5 separate regions of the Homo sapiens genome follow, and all the other regions are linked to region 1. The links are chromatin loops, found by intact Hi-C in ENCODE. Cell type or tissue: PC-3. All regions are shown on one strand. Region 1 has its middle 170 kb from the start of LINC02272. Region 2 has its middle 58 kb from the start of LINC02272. Region 3 has its middle 340 kb from the start of CTSO. Region 4 has its middle 34 kb from the start of LINC02272. Region 5 has its middle 120 kb from the start of LINC02272.

Evidence for each region. A loop is a pair of places that touch in the nucleus more often than their neighbours do. Peaks named below come from ENCODE experiments on the same cell type or tissue, not always from the same donor. Only the 100,000 strongest peaks of a DNase experiment are listed, where the experiment ranks them.
Region 2: a loop joins it to region 1, with 4 times the contacts of the local background. A loop is called at or near these places in 5 of 110 quality-filtered maps.
Region 3: a loop joins it to region 1, with 2.7 times the contacts of the local background. A loop is called at or near these places in 7 of 110 quality-filtered maps.
Region 4: it touches region 1 in a loop (12-fold over the local background); 22 of 110 quality-filtered maps call a loop at or near these places.
Region 5: a loop joins it to region 1, with 7 times the contacts of the local background. A loop is called at or near these places in 2 of 110 quality-filtered maps.

The regions. Positions count from the first base shown.
Region 1 is chr4:156,472,770-156,477,769 of GRCh38, forward strand. No RefSeq gene overlaps it. Among named protein-coding and RNA genes, the nearest start is that of LINC02272, 170 kb to the right of the region's middle. In PC-3, a CTCF peak has its summit at 2,707; DNase peaks (open chromatin) are centred at 2,732 and 3,762; H3K4me3 peaks cover 277 bases; H3K27ac peaks cover 1,899 bases.
Region 2 is chr4:156,582,060-156,587,059 of GRCh38, forward strand. No RefSeq gene overlaps it. Among named protein-coding and RNA genes, the nearest start is that of LINC02272, 58 kb to the right of the region's middle. In PC-3, no CTCF peak of the experiment used is centred here; a DNase peak (open chromatin) is centred at 2,272; H3K4me3 peaks cover 1,107 bases; H3K27ac peaks cover 1,299 bases.
Region 3 is chr4:156,292,794-156,297,793 of GRCh38, forward strand. No RefSeq gene overlaps it. Among named protein-coding and RNA genes, the nearest start is that of CTSO, 340 kb to the left of the region's middle. In PC-3, a CTCF peak has its summit at 2,001 (motif pointing right); DNase peaks (open chromatin) are centred at 1,308 and 1,948; H3K27ac peaks cover 366 bases.
Region 4 is chr4:156,674,343-156,679,342 of GRCh38, forward strand. No RefSeq gene overlaps it. Among named protein-coding and RNA genes, the nearest start is that of LINC02272, 34 kb to the left of the region's middle. In PC-3, a CTCF peak has its summit at 3,044; DNase peaks (open chromatin) are centred at 2,819 and 3,039; H3K4me3 peaks cover 571 bases; H3K27ac peaks cover 1,273 bases.
Region 5 is chr4:156,524,971-156,529,970 of GRCh38, forward strand. No RefSeq gene overlaps it. Among named protein-coding and RNA genes, the nearest start is that of LINC02272, 120 kb to the right of the region's middle. In PC-3, no CTCF peak of the experiment used is centred here; no DNase peak of the experiment used is centred here; H3K27ac peaks cover 1,550 bases.

The DNA.
Region 1 (5,000 bases):
CCCAATCAAGTCTCAGTAATTAATATCAGTAGTTGGCAGCTGAGCCTGGATGTCATCATATATTATAGATGATGAGGCTACCGTGAATTAAACCTTGTGGCTGATGAGAACACTTTCCCCTTGGTTAGAAAACATATTTCATACCTTATTTTACAACCAGGTGTGTAGTTTTCACCACTACAGCAATTGGGCCACAGTATAGATTCATAAAATAAGTGTAAATGTGGATTTGAGTAGTTGGCAATTTAAACTCTAGCCATTCCAAAGTGAAATTCCAGGCCTAATTGAGCTCCAGTGGTTGTCAGCAGCTTATATGATCAAGTTTTTACAAACTCTCTTCTGGCTAATTGTGCTATCTTTGGTCTGTCTCCTCACAGGGATTCTGTGTGTGCATACTCCCAGTCTCACAGCTCTGTTCATGTCTTGGCAGCCTTCAGCTTCAAACTGAAGACTGTGGGAGGTTATGTATTCTGATACTAGGCTTCTTATTTGGGAAACCTTTATAAATTAATTGTGAAACTACTTTGGATGTTACGTTATTGGTATGAACTTAAGCAACACTGAGGACCTTAAGGTACATATTGAAACCCTGAGTTCTGTGAATCACCGAATATGACTGATTTTCATAGTTTCAGTACGGACCACCTTACTACATTTTTTATTTCATTTTTGTAAACTAAGACAGGACAGCAAAATATGAGCACAAATTGGGTTAGCCACATAACTTACATTTCCTGTTATCTTCTTTGACTCTTTCTTTACAATGACTTTTTTGCTGTGTTGTTGGTAGTTTTATCATTTTTTCCAAAAGCTTTATCTGTACTCTGGACAAGGTATATCAGTTGTAAAAATTAAACATTTATTCAACTATGAAGCCAGTCAGTCTATGGACGCCCTTTAGGCAGGCACTTCGTTTGCATTTAAAGTGTAATTAGAGAGAAATATGTTGAATTTTAAAGCAAGTATATGAAAAGCTTTTCAAGGTTTTTCAAATCTGGATAATATAATCCAGGAATTGCATTTAAAATATTTGTTTTATAGGAGAAAGGATGAAATTCTAGCTTTGACTGCACAAGGAACTCAGGATAATTAGGGAGAGAGAGCTTGCTCACAGTTATCAGAGGCATACAACTCCCTCACTGGTCTGATCTCTGCTGCTCCCAGCTCAGACTCATATCCCTCCTTACCCTCCAAGCTACTCCAAATAAGTAGCAGATCAGGGACAGCAAAGCATAAGTTATATAGACATGCTTCTACAAGAGGCTGCTTCCCCCTGACCCAAACACTCAGGGCCCACAAGAAAATGTGGGGTTTTTAAGATCAAATTAGAAGGAAGCCATTATCCTCAGCAAACTAATGCAGGAACAGAAAAACAAGGACCTCATGTTCTCACTTATAAGTGGCAGCTGAACAATGAGAACACATGGAGACATGGTGGGGAACAACACACACTGGGGCCTGAGATGGGGAGGTAGAGGGAGGGAGAGCATCAGGGAGAAGAGCTAATGGATGTTGGGCTTAATACCTAGGTGATGGGTTGACCTGTGTAGCAAACCACCATGGCATCTGTTTACCTATGTAACAAACCTGCACATCCTGCACATGTACCTGGGAACTTAAAATAAAAATGGAAGAAAAATGAAAAATAATAAAGTAAAAGGAATGCAGTGATAGGAATATCATGAGGCATTAAATGCAGGGATAATAAAGAATGATTTTTTAAATAAGAAATTTTCTTCTTTCTAGTTTAATGTATTAAAATGTGTTTATATAATTGTATATTTTATTGTTATATTACTGTGTTTTTCTGCATCACGTTTATAACATGGCTAAACTACATTATATCCATTTGTAATAAAAAATCTTACTCTGCTTTGTTATAGTATTAACTTATAAGTATACATTCAAGCTATAAGTAAATTACTCAGAATCAAAAGCAATTTGAGCTGGGCGCGGTGGCTCACACCTATAATTCCAGTACTTTGGGAGGCTGAGGCAGGCGGATCATGAGGTCAGGAGATTGAGACCATCCTGGCTAACACGGTGAAACTCCGTCTGTACTAAAAATACAAAAAATTAGACAGGTGTGGTGACACGCGCCTGTAGTCCCAGCTACTCAGGAGGCTGAGGCAGGAGAATCCCTTGAACCCTGGAGGCAGAGGTTGCAGTGACCCGAGATTGCACCACTGCGCCCCAGCCTGGGCGACAGAGCGAGACTCTGTCTCAAAAAGAAAAAGAAAGAAAACGAAAATTCTTTTAACCCTCATTTACCTTGCATTTCTATAATTGTAAAACATAGAAATATTAACATAGCTATTAGAGATTATTCAGTGTTGCCTTGAGGCTCCAGTTAAAACAACAGAAATGAATACACTCCTCAAGTTTTAAACACAATGAAATGTTATGAACTATTTTTAAGAGAAAAATCCCTACCTACTTGTGTAACAAATTATTGCTATGTGTTAATGATATATGTTGACATAGCTCATATATAGCACATACATTGAGCAATAAATATTGAAATGTTTTCTTTATTCATGCTAGCCCTTTTCAATCCATTTTAAACATTTAAGGGGCTTTGTCATAAAATAATTTTTTATTAAAGTGAATTGTATATAAATCCCATTTTGCAATGACTATTTTTTTAAAAGACAAAGAAGAGAATGATAAATGAGCTTTCTGCTATTGATCTATTCAGCCACAGGGTGTCATTCTTGGAGTACAGATTAGCCTGTCTAGAAGCAATACTCTGGCAGCAGATACCAAACACCATATCATATTCAGTATGTTGAATACATAATGAAAGCTCCTGACTTTTAGCCTAATTTAATACTTCTTTATACTCAGCAAACTACATCATTAGACATTTTCCAGATCTGTTTTGTAATTTTTAAATTATCTTTAGAATAAAAGCATGAAGACAACAAACAAAATTTCTAGTGGACTCAACCTCAGTGAATTGAATTAGATTGCTAGTCTTGGGAAGATAGTGAGAGAAAATATACAATCGGTACTGCTCTCTTATATTCAGAGAGAGTTATAAGGAAAAACAACGAAGTTGACAGATAGCCATACTTATAAAAAGCATTTTCCCTTTAAAAGTTATTTCCATTTATTTCATCAAACTAATAGATTATATCGCACCAGTACATGGCTCAAGAAAACTCCAAACATGCTTGGTATAGCTATTTTATGCTGAATTTGCAAAGCGTTCTAGGCCGAAAGTTAACATAGACTATGGAACTATAGTCTCACCCAAATCAGTTTAAACTTGGCACCAAGTATCCCACTTTGTCTTCTCCCACATTGGGTACAACTCATCTGAAAAAGGGTAACTTTAACCATGGTGCATAAGTCATGAAAATGGCTTGGAAAGACCTCATTAAAATGGGGCCAGATAAAGGTTAAGAAAAAGGTGATATTAACCTGACACTTTGCTTCTCTCTTCTTTAATCACTGGTAATGTGGGGACACTTAAACCTCTATCATAAACTTAGATGGAAATTCCCTCATGCCTACTTACATTGCTCCCAGCCCATCATCATGTGTAGAAAACAGATCAATGTTTTACTCCTTCATTCAGAGAGCTTTTTTCAAATATGATCCCATAATAGAGAGAAAACCAGACATGATTCACGTACTCATGCAGCTTAGTCTCTAGTGAGTGAGAGAGACATGAATCAACCACGCAAGTAAGACATAACATTCCAATGTGGTTAGTGCTAAGAAAGAGAAACACACCACAGTGCTACAAATGCTTATTTAATTGGGAATTTTACCCATGACTAGAGAAGAATTTCCTGAGTTAGCCAGGGCAGAGCTAGGGTATGGTCAATGAGTAATACTAACCAATCAAATAGAGAACAGAGAGAGATCAAGTCTGGAGCCTGTCAGGAAGACAGTATCATGAGCTCCAGTAACTGAAGAGGTTCAGGTCTCATCAAACAGATGGTGAAGACAATGTGGTGGAAAAGGCTGAAATGGTAGTCAATAAGTCATGTCAAGGATTTCGGTCTTTGCTTTTTGGTCTTTATCCTAAGAGCAAGAGGAAGCCGATGAATGTTTCCAAGCAAGAGAAGGATGAGGGAGGGAAAAGTGTTGAATATTCTAAGGTGCAGATTTGCACTTTGAGAAAGATTATTCTGTTTAGGATGCAAAAGGAATTTTTAGTGGACAAAGGTGGTTCTTGGAAAACCAGTTACAAGCTAGAAGTTGGCGGCTTGTATTAAAGAAACAAAAGTTAAAAATCGAAATAAGATGGACTTGAGACATATAGAAAGGAATTCCTTACCTATCTAGGGATTCTGTGTGGGGATGAATCTTTGATTTCGTCTCATTAATGGCTGGTGAGACTCCATTGTACAAAAAAAAGTTGATTTAAGGGACTACACCTGACTGGGTGCAGTGGGTCACACCTGTAATCCCAACACTTTGAGAGGCCAAGGTGGGAAGATCGCTTGGGCCAGGAGTTCGAGACCAGCCGGGGCAACAAAATGAGAACTTGTCTCTTCCAGAAAATTTTAAAACTTTGTGAGGCATGATGGCTCACACCTGTAGTCCAAGCTGCTCTGGTGCCTAAGTCGTTCAACATCACCCCAAGAAAGGTAAAAGGAGGTTTCCTGACTTATGGTCACATATTTCAACTACTCATTCATATGTTTAGCTATATATCACCACATACTCCTCTAAAAATTATTATAACAATTTAGATTTTTACCAAAAAATGGAGACCCAATTGTCCCATGTTCTTGATACCTCTGAGCAATGTCAATCTTTTTTATCTTGACTTATAAAACTTGGTTTAAAAAAACTTACTCTCTTGTCATTTCCTCAATTAGGAAGCAGTTGAACACATTTTCACAAGTTTGTTAGCTATCTTTATATCTTTTACATGAATTGACTATTTTCATTTGCCCAATGCTAGCACAGTGTTTGACTTTTTCTGAAAGATTTATAAAAGCTATAGTTTTTATGTTTCGTTGCAAATTATCTTCCTGTTT
Region 2 (5,000 bases), 110 kb after region 1:
CTTGTAGTAAGGTTTGTACTGGTGTATTATCATTAAGAAATAAGAAATACTGAAAAAAAGAAAACAGATATTGTTGACTATTACCTTTCCTTCATAGTAAAATAATCTACTCAACAGAACGGGTGTTAGTAAAGAGAAAACACAAATTGTATAGTGAAGAAGCTTTAAAAAAATTAGGCTACCTTGTCCAGACATTTTCTTTCACTTACACCTATTAATCACTGTCTACAGGTACTGATGACTTTTTTAAAAATCATTTTTAATTTATTTGTTATTTATATACAATAGTTGTACACATTTTGGGGGTACATGTAATATTTTGATACCTGTATATAAGTATAATGATTAATTCAGAGTAATTGGGATATCTGTAATTAAATATGTTACATTCATCATCTGGGTATTTCTTATTGACAGTGTTTGCATTTGACATTCATTTTGTGTGAATTATTACCTAGGCATGTGATGTAGTAAAATTCTACTTATATAGATATTTTAATGTAACAGCTATAATGGCAGATATATTAAAAAAATGATTTATATAGTAATCATGTAAATGTTCAATCATGAATATAACGAGTCATGATTTCTTTGCAATTTTGTTTTATAATATGCCTTTATTAACTTTGATGTATTTGAGGCATAGATCCTAAAAGGTTGCTGTGACAAATTAAGTTTATGCTAAAGATTTAGTACTTAGTCTTTGTTTTTTCTCTTTTCTTCTTTTTTTTAACAAAATTGCTGCTTGGAATAATGTGTTTTATTTTGAGAATGACGCTGTTTAATTTTGTACCCTAAGAAATGTTTGAGTAAATTAACTGTTCTGTTCATGAATTATCTGTGGCCTCTACCATCACTTCTCATAAAAGAATGTCAAATAGAAATCAAGCTATGTAACCCCACTGGTGATCACTGTGATACAAGAGGTGGCAGTACTAAAACAAAAAATACTTGTATATTTCTCATTCTGTCATTTTATTCTTCAACTTTTCATCATGAACACTGAAAACCTCAGTGAGAGATTTATATTAGTCGAGCCTTAATCCCAAATAGCTATATAGTACTTTAGATTTACAAGGCATTTTGTCTCAGCATCTTTAAACACTTTAAATCTTACTGATATAATTTAAATATCTTTAGTTGACACTGGTAAGACAATTAAGAGATGTAGAATAAGTATAACTATGTGTCATATCTAAGAGATAGCATTCATAAAAACAGAGAAGAACTTGCATGAGTGAAGACATGCAGAAAGGAGCTGATGTTTTGATTTTCACTTTGAAAAGGAGAAAGTGCACTAAAGGATATTCTTACTGCTAATGGTCAATTCTTTCTACAACTGTGATTTATTTTACTGGAAGCTGGAACAGGTGTGGTCTATCTTTGCCAAAGTCTTCCAGAAATTCATACCTGCCCCAGGTTTCAGGTTTCAGATGTGTTTGGTGAGATTGTTGAATAGCATGCAACCCAAGAACTTCTATCTTATTACACAGACAGAATACCGACTTACTGTGAAAACTTTTATCTGCAAATCCAGTTTTGCACTTCGAATATGGAAAAACTGAACTTACATAATTTGAAGGATGTTGGTAAGTTTGTCTTAAGAAAAATGTCTTCTTTGAAAAAGTTTTAACAAAAAGGAAGTTGAAGTTTATGCATATACATAAACTGAATTCACTTTCTTTAATTTCTCAAAATAAATGTCAGTGCTGGCCAAAAAACAAACACGGTACTTTTCATAACTTGCAATAGTTATTATAAAAGTTAACGGTAGGAAAATCAGGAGGTCCAAAGGAAAGTGTTATTTTGCTGCTTGGACTACAACATTTCTGCCATAAACTCTATGAAAAATAAATGTAAGTAGGGCAAAGGGAAAAAATGAAGAGTTTCCATACTCCAATCAAATATAGGGCTTTCACCTTAGGTCAAATACCATTTACTGAAAATAGCTGACTTTATAAAAGAAGGCTTATAATTGCCTTATTTCCCTTGAAAAATATACAGCATTTTGCCAAGCAGGTACATTTGTGTTGCCATTAGTGTGGCCAGTTCATTTGGTGGTGCTGTTGAATGTCATGTGCACCACTTAGGAGTGATCACGTTTTTAAGATGGCAGAAAAGTAATTGCAACAGATCGGTTTGCTGACCCTGACTGCTATAAATGGCTACATAAAATGAGAATAGGTAGATCAACACAGCTCAAGTTCTGAAGTGAAATTTTATCTCATTTCTGGCACCGCAAATACTAACCTGATTCTTATCTGTCTAAGAAAAAACATTCCTCCGTAACAGGCTGGCAATAACTCTTTACGATTTCCACATACCTCTTAAAAATTATGAAAGACCCATTGTATTAAAACCTGGGATAAACAGGATATTTAAAGCCTGTTAGTGTGATCAAGTTCATCTGTAAATTTCACTTTGTTTTAGAGATCTCTGAAGAAAAAAAAAATTATTCAATACTCTTTACATTTTTCAAATTTCCCACTCCCCTTGGGAAGACAAAACCATGAAATAAGAAAAAGAAAATGAAGAGAATATTATTAAAGCACACACAGTCTATTGTTGTAAATTAATGAGTCCTAGACCAGGAGTCTTGAGATTTTGTTTTCAGTCCTTTTTGTGCCACAAGTGAACCATGTGTCCTTGGCTATTTGTCCTTGGGGAAGATACATGGCTTCTCTTGTGCTTCCATTGACCAAATGACCTCTGAGTCCCATTTTAGTCCTAAACCCCCTTGGAAATATGTTTAAAATTTTCTTTGATTTTTAGTTATCTTAATTTTAGAAATCCTAAATATTTATATGTCTACATTCATTCTAATTTCAGAAGAAAAATAGGCACTGTATATAGTAGATATATTGTGATCTTTGAGTTATAACACTCTGCCATTCGATGATAATCCCTGAACCAGTTACTTATCTTCTCAAAGCATGTTCCTCAGTTGAAAAATAGCTACGATATTCCATTGCCTCTATATTGAGGCAATATTTATAGAATTTCAAGAGATAAACTAAGAACCTATTTTATAATTTACATAAGGAGTAATAATAATAAAACAGACACTTTTGAACCAACCATCAACTTCAGAAATTGAACATTTCCAAAGCCTGTAAATTTTTTTGGGCCCTTCAATAATTACAGATCTTTTCCCCCTGTAAAATGGTAACCATGACTATGAATTTTTTTGTTGATAAGTTTTTGCATTTTGTTATTTTCTTGCTAAATATATGTACCTATAAACTATATATAAATATATATATATATATATATATTTTTTTTTTTTTTTTTTTTTTTTGAGGCCTCGCTCTGTTGGCCAGGCTGGAGTGCAGTGGCACAATCTCGGTTCACTGCAAGCTCCACCTCCCGGGTTCATGCCATTCTCCTGCCTCAGCCTCCCGAGTAGCTGGGACTACAGGTGCCCGTCACCATGCCTGGCTAATTTTTTGTATTTTTAGTAGACACATGGTTTCACCATGTTAGCCAGGATAGTCTCGATCTCCTGACATTGTGATCTGCCTGCCTTGGACTCCCAAAGTGTTGGTATTACAGGTGTTAGCCACTGCACCCGGCCTAAACAATATATTTTTAAAAGTTTTGGATATATGGGGAATTTATATATTATTAATTTATATATTATATTATATTATTATATTATAATACTGGTATTATACCAAATATATCCCTCTGCAGCTTGTTTTAATCACCCTACATTGTCTTTGAGATTTACTTTTGCTGATGTAACACTATAATAATAGTAGTAATAATAATAATAATAATAATTCTATCTCTTGTGTATAGATATTCAAGTTTTGCTCAGTTTGGGGCCTTTATAAACTGTGTTAAAGAATTTTGTATATGCTTCCAGGTCCACACCTATAAGAGTTTCTCTATGGATATACCTAGGAGTGGAACTGCTGGGCCATTGAGAATGCTCATTTTTGGCTTTGCAAGATACAAGTTAGTTTTTCAAAGTAGGCACATAAGAAAACATTCCCAACAGACTCTGGTGGAAAAAAAATATATATATACACATATATTTGCTTAAAAAATGAATTATTTGTATTCAAAAGGAGAAGAAACTTTCTTCTGGCATTTTTGGAGGTAATCCTTGATTAATTTTTAAAATTTCTTTTATGACATTACTTAATTATACGTTTTGTTTGTTTTTACTTCTTGAGAAAATTTTAGGTGTATATAGTGACAAGGAAAACCATCAATTTTATCTAATTAGAACTCTTTAGAATAGAGATGAAATCAAATTCTTTTGTACTAATCTAATAATCCTGATTATTTGTAATAAAGCTGTGCTTACAGCACAATGAATCATGTATAAGTGGCAAGTAATGATGGGCGGGAGAAGGCAGAGGATTCACTCCTCTCTTCTCACTCCATACTCTATAAGCAGGCAATCTAGAGTTTTTAACTCCAACCACGGCCCTTATAGATGAGTTCATATACTGCCTAGTAGACATCCGCACATGGAGGACATGAAGGCATCTGAAGATCAAAATAAACGAAAGTGCCTTTACCATCTTTCCTCCAATTTTAGGCCTTCTTTGTCCCCTCTCTCTCCCAGCTTACTAAACCTAAAACCTGGGAGCCACCCTTGACTTCTCCTTCCATATTGTAAAGCCAATCAATTGCAAAATCCTCTTGATTTTGTCTAAATGCAGCCCACTTTCTCCATCTCCACTGACATGACATTAATGATCTCCAACACTTGCCAGGCACTGTGGAAGTAAGTGCTTTATATAGATTATTTTTCTGAATACTTATACCAACATCATCAGGGGGTTATAATGGCTGTCCCGAGGATGTATATTGGAGGATATATATTGGAAAACAGGGTGAGGAAAGATAAACAATCACACAACTAACAGATAACAGGGCTGATTATGAAATCTCACTCCAAATGTTTTAACTACCTTGTGACAAAATACCTCAAACTCTTACCTTGTTACTAGTTCCTTGCTCTACTTCTGTCTCCCTCCAAATTT
Region 3 (5,000 bases), 180 kb before region 1:
CCCGGGTAGCTAGGATTACAGGCATGCGCCACCACACTCAGCTAATTTTGTATTTTTCGTAGAGCTGGGGTTTCTCCATGTTGGTCAGGCTGGTCTCGAACTCCCAACCTCAGGTGATCCGCCCACTTCACCCTCCCAAAGTGCTAGGATTACAGGCGTGAGCCACCATGCCTGGCCTAATGTGCTTGTTCTTATAAGAGACACTAGAGAGCTCCCTTTGTCTTTCTCCCTGCCCTGTGAAGACATAGCAAGAAGGGCCACCATCTGCAAGTCAGAGAGAGAGAGCACTCACCAGGACCTGAGACAGCTGGCACCTTGTTCTTGGACTTCCAGCCTCAGAACTGTGAGAAATAAATATCGGCCACTTAAGCCACCCAATCTCTGGTATTTTGTTATGGCAGCTCAAACAGACTGAGACACTGAGATTAAATAATATAAAGGGATGTGAAGATAAAAGCATTTGAAAGACTCAGAAATCAATATTTTTTCACTTTCTTTACCGCATTGCAATAAATTCTCTCAACTCTTGTTCTCACTGGAAGGATATGAAATATCCTCATAATGTACTTGAATAATTATAAGATAATTGTGCAGATATGTTTTGAAAATATCAGATTTCAAGGTGAGCATTAACCTTATCATGAAAAGAATTTTCTTAATTTGCAGCATTTAAACTTTATTCTAGTTATTTACATTGACAAAAAACAATATCCAAGAAATTCTGAGCCTAAATCATTACAGTTGCCACCTTGCCATTTTTGTTGACCAAGTTTATTAATGCATGGGGATTGTAAGGGTAAATTAATCTACTCCACATGAAGTGGGTCCTGATTCAAGTTGGCAAATGTTCAACAGGATTTTTCATGGAGGCATAGATAGGATAAGAGTACCAGTAACCATTCAAATATTCAAGCATTTCTTTTTCAATTAGAGCTGTATTCTATAATTATCATCAAGCACTTTTAGCACTGTGTTTGCCAAAGGAATAGAAAGAACAACATTGCTGACAAATGTCACTAGGTTTAGAGTCCATTAATGAGCTTTTCTTAGAAACTGGCTTCTTTCAACTTGATCAGCTATGTCTCTTCTGATGATTTAAACATGGCTTTTTAAAGCTTAAAATCAAAACCTGGAGGTATAGTATAAATCACTGAAATGCAAGTTCTCGTAAATTGCATATTAATGGTTTAAAAAAATGACATGATTATTCTGTCTGTACTAAAGAACCTGAGAGCCTTTTCCATTTTACTTGTAGATTCTGTTTTTTCCTTTGGCTTGTGTCCAGTTAGGCCATGACATACATGAATCATCATTCCCTATAGACAAAGAATTTGCCTAAGCTGGAAAGAGAGATAAATACAGGGATGATGTCATAGACCAGAACTATGTCTAGAAAAAGATGAAGGGGATGGTTTCATTTTGCTTTAACATAATTTGACCTAAATATTCTATCACAAATTTTATTAGACAGTAATATAACCACAACTTTAAAGATAAGAAACTGAGACTTAGAAATACCTAATTATTCCTCATTAATACTGCTTATTAATGTTGATGTTAGAGTTAAATGTTAAGTCTGTCTATCTCCAATGCCAATGTTAACTTGCTTCTTTTATATAAACTCTACATGGAAACCGACCTCCTCGCTAATAAGAGCCTAATGTTAGTAAGCATTCTGTAACCAGATAGCAGGTCCCTGGGAATGTGGCAAAATGTGTACATTAAAAAAAAAAAAACATGTTCAGTAAAATTGACAGAAAGAAAAAAACTATTTTACCGTCTCATTTTTATGGCCATTTCATTTCAAGCCTTCTAGTATTTTTGTCCCTAGCTACTTGCAGCATCATTAGACAGCTTAGATATGGGAGCAGATCTACCAGCTTGGGTATGCTGGCTTCCGGGAAAACTAACCCAGCTCTAGCTGACGCAATGCATTAAGTATGGGGAACAAAATAGTTTCAAGCAAGTTGTCAGTGAGGGTCTGAGATAAAGTAATTGGTTTTCCAGTAGATGGCAGCAAAAGGAAAACATGGAAGGCAGTGTGCCTGAATATGAGCAGCTGGGTAGAATCAAAACTAGACAGGTGGCAGATTCAAGATCAAAAGGACATGAAATTCAGGGCACCAGTCACCAGGTGAGTTGACAATTATGAGTAAAGGAGAAAACAAGACCTAATAGGAAAATGGAGTAGTAAGTGTTCACCATCATGGAAATTATGTTGACCAAATTTCAACAGCAATTGGAGATCAGATTTGAGGATATCTACAGTTACAAAAGTAATTTCAATATTTAGCAGCAGATAAAAAGCATATGTGACTTGAGTCAATACCAAAGCATAAACAGTTATAGCTGATTAAACAACTCTTTGCATAGCAGACGCCAGGTGGTAATTGAATACCAAAGTGAGGTACCATCATCACACACAAACTGTAATTACTTTCTTTCCTTAATTCTTCTGTTGTTCTAACTCCATGTCCTCCCACCAATCTAACCATTCTCCTTCACTTTGAATTCTTCTTTCACCATTCTTCTCTCTTTGCACCAGTTCCTCACCATATTCTTGTGGTCATCTTGTATTGAAATGTAATTTATCATGGTAACAGGTAATTTGGGCAGTAACTGGATAGCCCAGGAGATTCTGTAATAACTGAACATTGGTAGAAAAAAGATGGATATACTTGCCCTTCTTCGTGCTTCAAATAATGTTCTCTAATTTCATGTCAATTAAACTGTGTTGTAACTGTTACTCAGTGATGAGCCCTTCTGTTAAATCATAGAAATCTTCCTACCATATCAGGAGATGAAATATTAACCTAAACTAGATGAACTATTAACCTAAACTATAACTAAGAATACTTAGTAAACATTATCTATCTGTTTAGGAAGTTTCTAGCAAGATAAAACTCTATCCCTTTATTCTTTGTTATTTAGGGTGGTGGGTGGAAGGCATTCAACTGAGAAGAAACCTCCTAAAAATTAATGTTCTCTTCTCCATTTATTTAACATGTTTCTGTACTTGCATTTTAAATATTCTGCTTGCCACTTCAGAATGAATAACACATGATTATGCAATCATACAGTGCTGGTCTAATCCTAGTAAGGTGCATGTAAAGTTCATCACAATGTAAAGTGATCAGCTTTACATGGCTGATGTATTTACAGTCATGATTTACAAACATGACACTGACTCTTATCAATATCAATGATATGGAGGAAATCCAGGGCCTTGGATTCCACATTTTCCTCAATGTAAGTGTGTTTTATTTGTTTGTTTTTCTGTTTGTTTTTGGAGAGCCTCCAAATGTTTAGATAACATCCACTGAATAGACGTTAAATTTCAAATAAAGTAACTGTGACATTTCCAAACAGTTTTTGAGTATGTGACTATAAATACATGATAAACCCTAAAAATAATAGTTAATTCATTTAAAAAAACTAATGATAAACATATCTTTTTAATCAAATTCCATCCTAATTTTTTTTAAATATTTGCTATATTGAAATGATAGTATATCTAGAACATTTAATATATTTTTCTCTTTCATCGATATGCACATACCCTGGCTGAGTTGATTAGTTTCAAGCCTAAATAAACATAGCAACATTTTTCATACCTTGCAGCAGGGATCAACCAACTTTTTTTCTATAAAAGGCCAAATAGTAAGCATTTCATCTTTGTGAGACAGACAGCCTCTGTTGCAATTACTTAACTCTACAGTTGTAGTATGAATGGCAGCCACAGATAATATTTAAATGATGGACATGTTATATTAGATTGATGCAAAAGTAATTGCAGTTTTTGCCATTAATAGTAATGACAAAAACCACAATTATTTTGCACCAACCTAACAGTACAATAAATCTATCTTTACGAAATTTAAGCACCAGACTGGATTTGGTCCATAGGCTGACCCCTCCACTGGAGTTTCTATCTCTTACTGTTTTTGACCTTAAATCACCTCCCATAACTTTATCAATGTTATATGCATCTATATAACTTTTATCATCATATGGAATAGTTGTACATATTTGCATCCCTGATATCTTACTAGGCTTATATAAGTGTTTGTGGTCATCTGGCCTACTCTTCTCTTCCAGTTTTACAGATAACAATGTTGGGACTAATGGTATGTTTAAAAGAAGGGAAAAACTCTATCTCCCATAACCATTTTTCTTTCTCCTCAATTTTCACATAAAACAGTCTCTTGGAAGACCAAGGCCATTTATAAGGTAATGAAAATGATAAAGAAATAATACCGGGTAGTCACAAGAGAATGGAAAATTCCAGGCAACAGGTTCACATGACTAGCAAAAGGAAACTGTTGAAATAGCTGCAGAAGTTAAGGGCTGATAAAACCCTGAAAAATAGTGTGGGCCAAGCTGGCTAAGATGGACTCGACCCAACATGGGCTGGATTTGACATAGGTTTCACATGGGACCTCATTATACGCTCATTAACATACAAATCTCATACCCACCAGTGTCATGACAGTTCTGGGAACACCCATATTTTGCGGAAAAATGGGTGACACTACAGTTTCAAGAAATCTGTATCTTTTTCCAGGAATCTTCATAAATTTTCCACTTCTTGGATTAAAAAAAAAAACAAACATAAATGTAGCAGCTCCAAACCCCCTTTTGTGTGTCTGTCTCTTGAGTATTCCTGCACTCCCCTTTCTTGAGTGTCACTTTACAATAAATCTCCATACTTTTACTATTTTCTGACGCATCCTTGAATTTATTCTCATGACATGTCAAGAGCGGGACTCCTCCTGGAGTCCAGGTCCCACCAATGTCTAGGAACCTCCCCTTGGCCACTGGTATCAGAATGTTAGATGAGAGAAGACCTTAGTGGTCATTTAGTGTAAGTTTCTATTTTGCAGATGAAGATACTGGGATACAAAGATTAAGTGATTTCTCAAACCAATTCACATAGGCAAAGCAAAACAAAACTTTGGAGTTGAAGTTATGCCTTTAACTTTCTGGTATAATGTCCTACT
Region 4 (5,000 bases), 200 kb after region 1:
CAAAGTCTTTCTCATACTTGAGATATCCAAAATATTGAATGAGTGATGTAAACTATACCAGATAAACTATGAGTCTATATTTTTACCCTGATTCAGTCAGTTTCCAAGGAGAACTTTGAACAACTAAAAATGTGTATTACTATAATCTCTCTGAAATATTTCTTATTAATTTTTTGGGGGGAAAATGAGTCATTCTGAGCCAAAAAAAAAAAAGGTTAACCAGACACTTTCCACTCCTAACTTGAGTTGGCGATATCAGCAGATTCAAATTACCAGCAATGGGAAGATATAGGAAGATGTAGGTACCTACCAATGAGCTTACCTTCCCAGTGCTCTATATAACCTCACTTCTATAGCCCAAAGTATTAAAAAGAAGAAAAAATAATAATTCAGGCTTACTATTTAAAAATACAGTGATTCTGGCCGGGCACGGTGGCTCACGACTGCAATCCCAGCACTTTGGGAGGCCGAGGCGGGTGGATCACGTGAGGCCAGGAGTTTGAGACCAGCCTGGCCAATGTGGTGAAACCCTGTCTCCACTAAAAATACAAAAATTAGCTGGGCATGGTGGCGGGCGCCTGTAATCCCAGCTACTCGGGAGGTTGAGATGGGAGAATTGCTTGGACCCAGGAGGCAGAGCTTGCAGTGAGCCAAGATTGCACCACTGCATTCCACCCTGGGTGACAGAGTGAGACCCTGTCTCAAAAAACAAATAAAAATACAGTGATTCTGAGAGGCCTTCCCTTTCCACACCACCTGCTACTTGTTTGATAGCTCTCATCCCATTTTCCTCAACTGCCACATATGGCCAGGACTTCCACAGTGTATTAAACATCTTCTTTGGACAAGAGAAATTTCACTGAAGCAATGAGTGTAGAAGTTATTAGCATGAATTGAAGACTGATGCTGGCACACAAATAGGGAGACACATCAATATAATGACCTAATGAATCTAGAAATAGCTTCAAGAAGTTATGGAAAAGTAGATGTGATAAAAGTTGCATTTCAAATCAGTGAGCAAAGTATTTAATAGAATTGAGACAACTATGTAGCTATTAGGAAAACATTAAAGTTGGATGCATAATTAGAAACTCTCCTCAGGTTTATCAAGATTTTAACTGTGAGGAAATAAAACAACAAAAGATAGAGACAAAAGCAGGTAAGCACTTTAAAATATCATCTCAGAAATCTTCCAAGTTTGATACATAAATTCAACTAAAATAAATGATTTTTCATTAGAAAAGCATTTGTCATAAGACAGATGAAATTGTGAGAAAAATCATTTGCAATACATATCATAGACAAAAGGCCAATACTCCTAATATATGAAGACTTCTTGTAAACCAAAAGAAAAATAAAGAATAGTATATAGTATGCTTTCATCTGTGCAAAAAAGAATACAATATATGTGGAATATCTCTGGAAATAGATATAAGTAACTATTGCCATTGTCTGTCCCTACGGATTGGAAATCGGTGATCAGGGGTTCAGAAATTGAAAAGGGCTTTTTCACTCTATAGCCCATTCCACTTTTAAATCATGAACTCTATTAATACATTATCTATTTGTAAATAAATAAGCAATAATTGAATTAAACACTTTTATTTGTAACAATTATATAAAAATATAGTTTACATACTTATTTAAAAACTAGTAACATTATATTTTAATCAGGATTCTTGATGCTTGCTACCAGACAAACCCCAAAATCTCAAAGCTTAAGAGACACAGGGTTTATTTCTCACTCCATAGAGACTGATATGTGTTGGATGGCCCTAATGTAAGTAATATCCAGCCATTCGGAACATGTGCCTTTAAGACTGGTTGCATTAAAAGAGACTCACCAATTCTAAACTATCCCAACCCAGACCTGACACAAGTCATTTCTGCTAACAGTCCATTGGCCAGAACCACTAGCATGGTTCTCACCTGACAACTGCAAGGAAGGAGGTGAAAGGAAAAGCATGGATAGCATATCATGACTTGCATTTTTCACACTGCAGCAAATTCATTTTTAAATAAAGGTTTTAATAATTAAAAAGCCTCATATTTGGTATAACCTCTTTTTGTGTGCTTTTGTTTTCACCTTGTTAAAAAGGCATATTAAATATTCCCAATGAAGAATTACATCTATGAGACCTGTGGGGTGTCATAGAATATCTAGATATATCCTCTCCTAACTTTGACCTTGCATAGAAATATGGGCAAATATACTATTGGCCAATCCAAATGCGAATACGCTTTGACATTTTTAAGCTTAGTCATTTTTTAGCTTTTCCAGGTACAATTAAACAATTGTAGTCTACACAGTCATTAACCAAACAGTGTTTGGAGACAGATGAGCTCATATTATCCATTTTGTCTGCATCCTTCAGCCAACTTTTTTACATGTACAGCCCATGAAGGCCACTAAGTGTGTTCTACATCCACAAATTACAAAGTCAAATGGGAAAGCCAGTGCAATGTTCTGCTATTTTTATCCTGGAAAGAACTGTTTGTATTCATGCTTAATTTTTGTCTCTTAGTTCTACTCCAGGTCAGTTTTTGTCAAACTATATTTTTTCACTTTCCAGCAAGAAAAATGAGGTCTGCTTCTTAAAAGTAAAAAGCAGTGGAATATGTTACTAGATGGCTTCTGCATTGTTCATTTAAGTACTACGCGATGAAATATAGACATGATTTAGCAGTGTAATTTAGTTTCTCATCATTCTGTGTAAGTATTTACTTATGAGAAGGATTCCTATAACCAATTCTGAATAATGCCAGCTGTCCAAAAGAAAGACTCAGGAGACAAGACAGAAATTTTGGTGACTGGGGGATTACTCACCAGAAGACATTGATGAACATTTCATTTCATTGAGGAACACATTGATCAACATTTCAGCAGAGAAACCAAAGCAAGTATATCATAATATGTCATTTTAATAAGCCATGACACCAAATGCAAGAGCAACATGCAGATTGGGCGTTTTGTCTCTTACAACATATGCTATTTTTGTTTACCGTTAGTAAAAACACCACAGGGTCAGGGTGGGGCTGTGGCGAGTAAAATGTTGAGTTACGAGCACACCCTACTGGTTTGGTGTGAGATGACAATAAAAGACAATAAAAGGTTTCATAGGTGTTTTGAGGTGTGTGTGTGTGTGTGTGTGTGTGTGTGCGTGTGTGATTATGGACATAGCGAAACATACAGTATTCTGCAGTTTTAATATTATACCAAAAAGAAGAGTGATATGTATATTGGATAGATGAGAGATAAATAGACGTATTTGAACAGAATGAAATCCTTTTCTAAAGTTTATGAATGCCTTGATATGCCTTATTTCCCCTTTTTACTATTTTTAAGGCTCTTTTAACTCTCTCCACTCTCATTTAGTTTCTGAAGACTTGGCATCCCAAGGAAGACTCTTTTGAAGTCAATTTCCCTGACCCTGGATCCACAGAGCCACCTGCAGATGTCACACTGAAACTTTGCTGTTGACACACCACCTGTTTTTCCTTGTTCTCCTTCGGTTTTTGCTTTCATCAAGAAAATTCTTCAAACAGCTGGGTGATGCCAATACATGGAGCCCGCTGGGAAGTACATTCTTGTTCCACACTAGAAAACCAGACTTAATTAGTCAGTCACATTTAGAGTACTTTTTCTTCTCCATGACGACTCTAATCACGTTAGCCATATTTGAACTGGAAAATAGCAGTGTTTTCAGCCACACATGATGAACACAAATTTATGTTTAAATACAAATATTAGAGAAAGACAAATAGGTTGACATAATTATGTGGTTGATTCTCCTGTGGCTAGAAAAAAAAATAAATGTGCCACCTCATCACCTCAGTCTTCCTCACTGAGACCTGTTATCTAGAAAGGGGATATTCTAGGGGATCACAATGGCGAATTAGTGAGTTTGGGGAGTATTCTTTTGTTTTGCTTTCTTTTTTCACTCAGGAAGAGTGAGTAAAACCACGTGGCTATTTTTATGTCATGACTTAAATACATCTTCATCGCCAAGCATTGAAATTTCACTATCACTGTGTTCCTTGGGTATAGGCAATATGGGGTTAGTTACTAGTAATTAAATATCTATAAGTAAAGGGAAAAAGAAAATCAAATCTAACATTCTGTTTTTATGTAATCCAACCCTTTCTCTTAGACATCAGAAAACTATATGGACACCATGATAAACAAAGGAATCCCTTGCCCAACTCATATGTATCTGGCCTAAAAAATAATTTTGTGACCAACTATTATAGCTCTTCTAGGATATTAAAATAGTACTGAGAAAAGCTTGTGTAGGCACTAAACTTAAACAATTTGACAACGTTTGCCTTACATTTATTTTTATTTTTTTGGCTCAAAACTAACTATAACCCAAAGAATTTCCAATCACATTAATCTTTCAGTGGCAACATTCCTTAATTTGAGGCTTACTCTTTCTAAACTTTGACTCACACTATGTTTTTAACATTGAAATCTGATAGACAATTGTGTCAAAATGGCAAGGTACATTCCATGTGTCCAGGTGCTGTATCTATCTTGAATTACCTCTACGAAATGCAAGATGCATTTTGCTACCAGATTAATCTGATAAAGCAGACCCCAATCATACCATTCAAAAGCCTTTAATGGCCTCCCAATTACCTACACCTGCAAAATTGGAGTCTAAAGCCTCATCCCAACTTGCAAAGGACTCTTTAGCCAACTTCTCCACCTTCATTTCTTACCATTCTCCTTTGGGCATTCCTGGGTTGCAAGCTAAGTGAATTATTTTTGACTTCCTAAAATATTCCTCTTCCTTCCTCTGTATAGCTCTCATGCTAGGCAAAAAATATTATTGACCAATTCAAATTCCTTCCAAGTGACATGTAATAATAGTGATGATGGCAATAATGATATGAGTAGTGGCCAGCCTTAGGGAGGGCTCATTATGTGCCAAGCATTGAAATAACCAGTTTCTACATGCTTAAAAGAATAAAAAGACATAGTTCTCTTATTCCTCTTG
Region 5 (5,000 bases), 52 kb after region 1:
TATCTCGGTATGCATTTAAGACTCTAGACCTAGAGAAACTGTCTTACATGTACGCCAGGGGCAATTATGTTATTACAGTATTCTTACCAAAATTATAAAACTGTAAACAACCTAATAGTCCATCAGTAAGAAGAGGTTTTATATAAAGTGGTATTTATTAATGAAGTGAAACATTACATGTTAAATGGTAAAATATTGGCTGTGACACTGGCATGACAGTGATATAGGTATTGACATCACTGATCATAGCTACATATTCATGTAGGTATCAACATTATAGTAATATCTATGGAACCTATGGGGAAATCGCTAAGACATAAGATGCAGGAGGAAAACAGAAAGGAAAAGGAGGATGTAGACAGTATAATTCATTCATGTAACTTAAAAAATCAAAGTCAAAACAATGCTATTTATTTGTTATGGAATCCAGCCATTATCCGGGGGAATGATGGGACTAAGGATGCCATGGTAAAGTGACTTTAGCAATATTTGTAAAACAGTATATAGTAAAATATTGATAAGTATATATTCTGGGATGTAGAAATATGGACGTCTGTTATAAGATCTGAGGAGCAGATCAGAAGGAACAATGTAAAAAGTCTGATGATTCAAAAAAATAAAGATGAAGAAAAAAAGAAACTCTTTCCATTAGAGCATCCCAATGCTTGGTCTAGGGACTTTCAGAGGCAGAATCCGTAACACAAGGCTGTTTTTCACAGGCAACTAGGATTTTAAGGAGTCATAATACTACCACAAAATATAATCATTAATGATATTTGAATGCTCTATTTTCATGGAATATAAATGTGATTTAAAATATGAGTTTGGATGACAAACTATAATAATAATTTTTTTTACAAATTATTATTGCATGCAGTGGGCTTTGTAAACATTTAATCCTGACAGAAATCCAATGAGAGTTATTTTATAGATTAGGATATTCAGGTCAGATAGGTTTGATGACTTGCCAAAGCTCACACAGCCTATGGTAGGAGATAAGAAGTAAACTCATGCAGACACTCCAGAGCTCATGCTCCCAAGCACAGTTCCGTACATGTGCGAGCACACCCATGATCGACCAAGACTCAGAGCTCCCGAGGAAGCAATCAGTGATATGTCAAAAGCCTGAGGTTGCATCTTTTCTGCAATCAGATCTTTATTGAGTGCCTATCCTATGCTAGGTTCCATCTCAAGAGGTTTTATGTATATGTGTCATTTCTTAATTATTAAAAAATACATTTGAAAAACTACCATTTGCAAGATACCATGAACGAATGCTGATACAAATAAAGATGAAGTATGAGGCCTGAAATGAAGGAGATTGTAATCTAGAGCAAAACCAACGTATAAACTGCTAATAATATTACATGCTTTAACCAATTTGTTGGAAATTTGTCAAAGGAGTTTAAAATAAAATTTAAGGTGGAAATAAAATCCTCGCCATAGTAAAATGGCAAAGCCCAATGCTGAGGGGGGAAATATAATATATAAGGATAAAAAGTAAAATAAGAGTTACTAAATAATTCTTAGAAAAATGGTGATTTCTAGAAGCCAATAAGGGTTTTTATTTTAAGAAAAGAGTTGTCATAACAGGACTGTGTTATAACAAGCATTTTGATTTAACCAAACACTTAGTCAAATTCACCTTAAGGACCAATGGAGTGTCAGATGTCATGGCCTGTCAAAAGGGACAGTCCTCTTACAACAGCCTCTAGCATAGTTTCTAAAATAAAAACAAAAACAAACAAAATTCTTCAACCACATATATTCACTAAACAATTCAGATTCAAGTAAGTAACAAATAAATTTCCATTAAAATTTGAACACGACACTTAAAATGTCCACTTAAACTGTATGTTTAAAAATACTTTCTAAAATATTGTACTCAAATATGTAACTAAAAGTAAACTACTAAAATTATATTCCCCAAAGCAACTCTTCATAAAAATCTGTAGATCCTTATCTAAGACAGTTGCATATTTATTTCTCATTTTATGCTCCACATTTATGTATGTTTTAAATTTCAGCCTAAAAAAATCATACAGCCTGATGGTTATTGATCCTCAAGCCCTGCCCCCAAAGGCTGTGTAGACACACTGAATATAACTGCTTTGTTTGTATCAAATGGGACTTTTTGCTTCTTGAAGAATGAGTAACACTCGTTTTATTTTTTCAATTTGGCGATTTCTGGTTTTTATTTATACACTTTGATAGAAAAGCCAATTTAAGATAATGAAATTTTTCTACCATACCAGTAATGTAGAAACACATATATTGAATGGAAAATTAGTAGGACCATGATAGTTAAAAATGCATGCCTTTACTTAATTCATCCAACAATGTAATGAGTACCTACTACTTGCAAGGTAATGAATTGCACATATACAAATAAGTCAGAAATAGCTCTGGCCCTCATGGAAAGTTTCATATTGTTACTATGTTTTATTCCTTTGGTTTATGCCTGTTATTTCCATGGTAATTAACTGCTCTTATAAAATCAGAGGATATTACTCACTCTTGTATCAATACTAAAAATGTAAATCCAGCCTAGTAACTTCAGGTAAAACAGAACAAAACCAACATTCATTCTTAAAATGGAACTATAAATTCTGAGATATTCTCATAATTCAAACTATTCCTGCTTATTGTCCACAAATATCTAAAAGCCCACAAGAAATAGTTTTTCAGCATCTGAGGCTGTGTTAAAATTCTTCCTCATAGGAATTTACAAATTTTTCTAAAGTTTCTTCCACCAAAGTTTCCGAATAATAAGAAAGGGAGGCTCTATGGTTAAGTAATGTGGGGAAAGAATGTGTTGAAATCATCTAAAACCAGTGTATTTACTGTATAATTTCTCAGACCTTTGAGTATGCTAATGTGCATTGTAACTCACAACAAAATATATCGAATGCAGAATGTAGCATTTCATCAACTTATTTGACTTTGAAACTCTTTATTCAAGTTCTACAAGTACTATTTCTGAGAAATATATTTTGGGGAAAAAATAGGCTAGACAAGCACTTAGGAAGTTGATGAATTCTAAGAGCAAACATGGCTTCACTAAGAAGTCATTTCAGTTAAGCCATTTCCAGTTTTAAATTACTGAACTGTTGTGCCTAGGAGTAGCAGAAAGCATATCTGAGTTTCAGGAAAGTATTTCTTCATGACAGCAGGAAATGTGGGCTAGATGACAGTTTAATTATTTGCCATCACATCAGGTGAAATGAATTAATGCAAATTAATGAATTCATTATTATTTATGAATGTCCAGTTTGTGGACTGACCTTGTAATCCACAGTCTTCGTGAGAAGACAGATGAATTATCACTAAATCTGCAGGAAACAGGAAGAGACAGCTGATATACCAATTCAGTTGTAAACAACTTTTTCTGTAAATGACAAGAGAGTACATATCTTAAGTTTTGTGGGCCATACAGTCTTTGTCATAAGTACTTCCCTGTTACAGCAGAAACGCAACCATAGACAGTTTATAAACAAATGAGCATGATTGTGTTACAATGAAACTTTGTTTACAGAACACGCAGTGAACTGGATTTGGCCCACAGGCCATAGTTTTCTAACCCTTTTATTAGTTGTCAGAGATGGACAAAAAGAATCAGTGGTCTGGCACAATTGACTAGATCAATGAAAATGAAATTTAACAGATTTAACATTTTTGCATTTCAAGCCAATAATTCAACTTCATAAGTATTAGAAAAAGATGGATGGCTTAATAGTACAGTTTAACATAATTGGAAGCTCAATATTCCTCTATTTAATGTGTCTCCCAAGGAAGACAGTGCTCCATCTGTAGCACCAGAGAAGCACCAAATAAAACATTGCCTGGGTCAAACTATACTGGGAGTGTTGGATCAAATTCTAGATCATCCATTTGAAAAGTGCTTTGCAAACAGGAGAGCATACACAAGAGAATGGTTGTTTTCCTGAGACAGTAAGGCATGTTATAAGATAAATTGTTTTAAAGAAAGGGACAATTTAATCTGGAGAATGGAAGACTTCAGTGTACCATACCTCTGTCTTCAGACATGCTAATCCAGATGGATTAGATTCCTCCTCAGTTTTTCCTGAAGTCAAACTGGGAATCATTAAATGTTGAAAAAGTAGGGCAAAATTTAGATTCAACAAAAGAAAGAAATTTTTAAACAAATGTAGCTGTCCCCCAATGAAATAGATAGATGTATTTTCCCTATGGAGGTGTATTTGTCTGTTCGTGCACTGCTTTAAAGACATACACAACACTGGGTAATTTATCAAGAAAAGAGGTTTAATTGACTCATGGTTCCACATGGCTGGGAAGCCCTTTAGAAACTTACAATTATGGCAGAATGCGCGAGAAAATAAGTTTGTGTCAGTGCAGGAAAAACTACCATTTATAAAACCATCATATCTCATGAGAATTCACTCAATATGATGATAACAGCATGGGGGCACCCACCCCCATAATCCAATCACTTCCCAGGTCTCTCCATAAATACCTGGGGATTACAATTCAAGATGAGATTTGGGTGGGGAAACAAGCCCTAACCATATCAGGAGGAAACCTTCAGGTATTGATGAAGTCTCTCTGACTACTTGGGGAGACATTACAGAATGATTCAATTACTAACTAGGAGATGGGTGCTAATAGTTTATTTTCAACTCTAAAAATCTCTAACTTTATCAGTGTTGAAGTTCAAGTCATCAACTCTCTTAATCATGCAATTTTTAAGCTAAGTTTTTAAACTACCATTTTTTAAACTAAGTTTTAATTTCTAGACTGAATGTCAATAAATTCCTTTGCTAATTCGAATTAGAATTTTACCTCTATTACTTGTCTTGCACTTGTTAACTTTTTAGCACAATGTCTACTCAGGTTTAAAATAAAATGTTTGTGATGGAGCATAATAAAGTATTGGACATTAATATTGGTATTTATAATGGTTAACAGTAACTGTGATTGATTAAGGACAACAGCATGCCCTTGGTTTCTGTCTTTGGTTT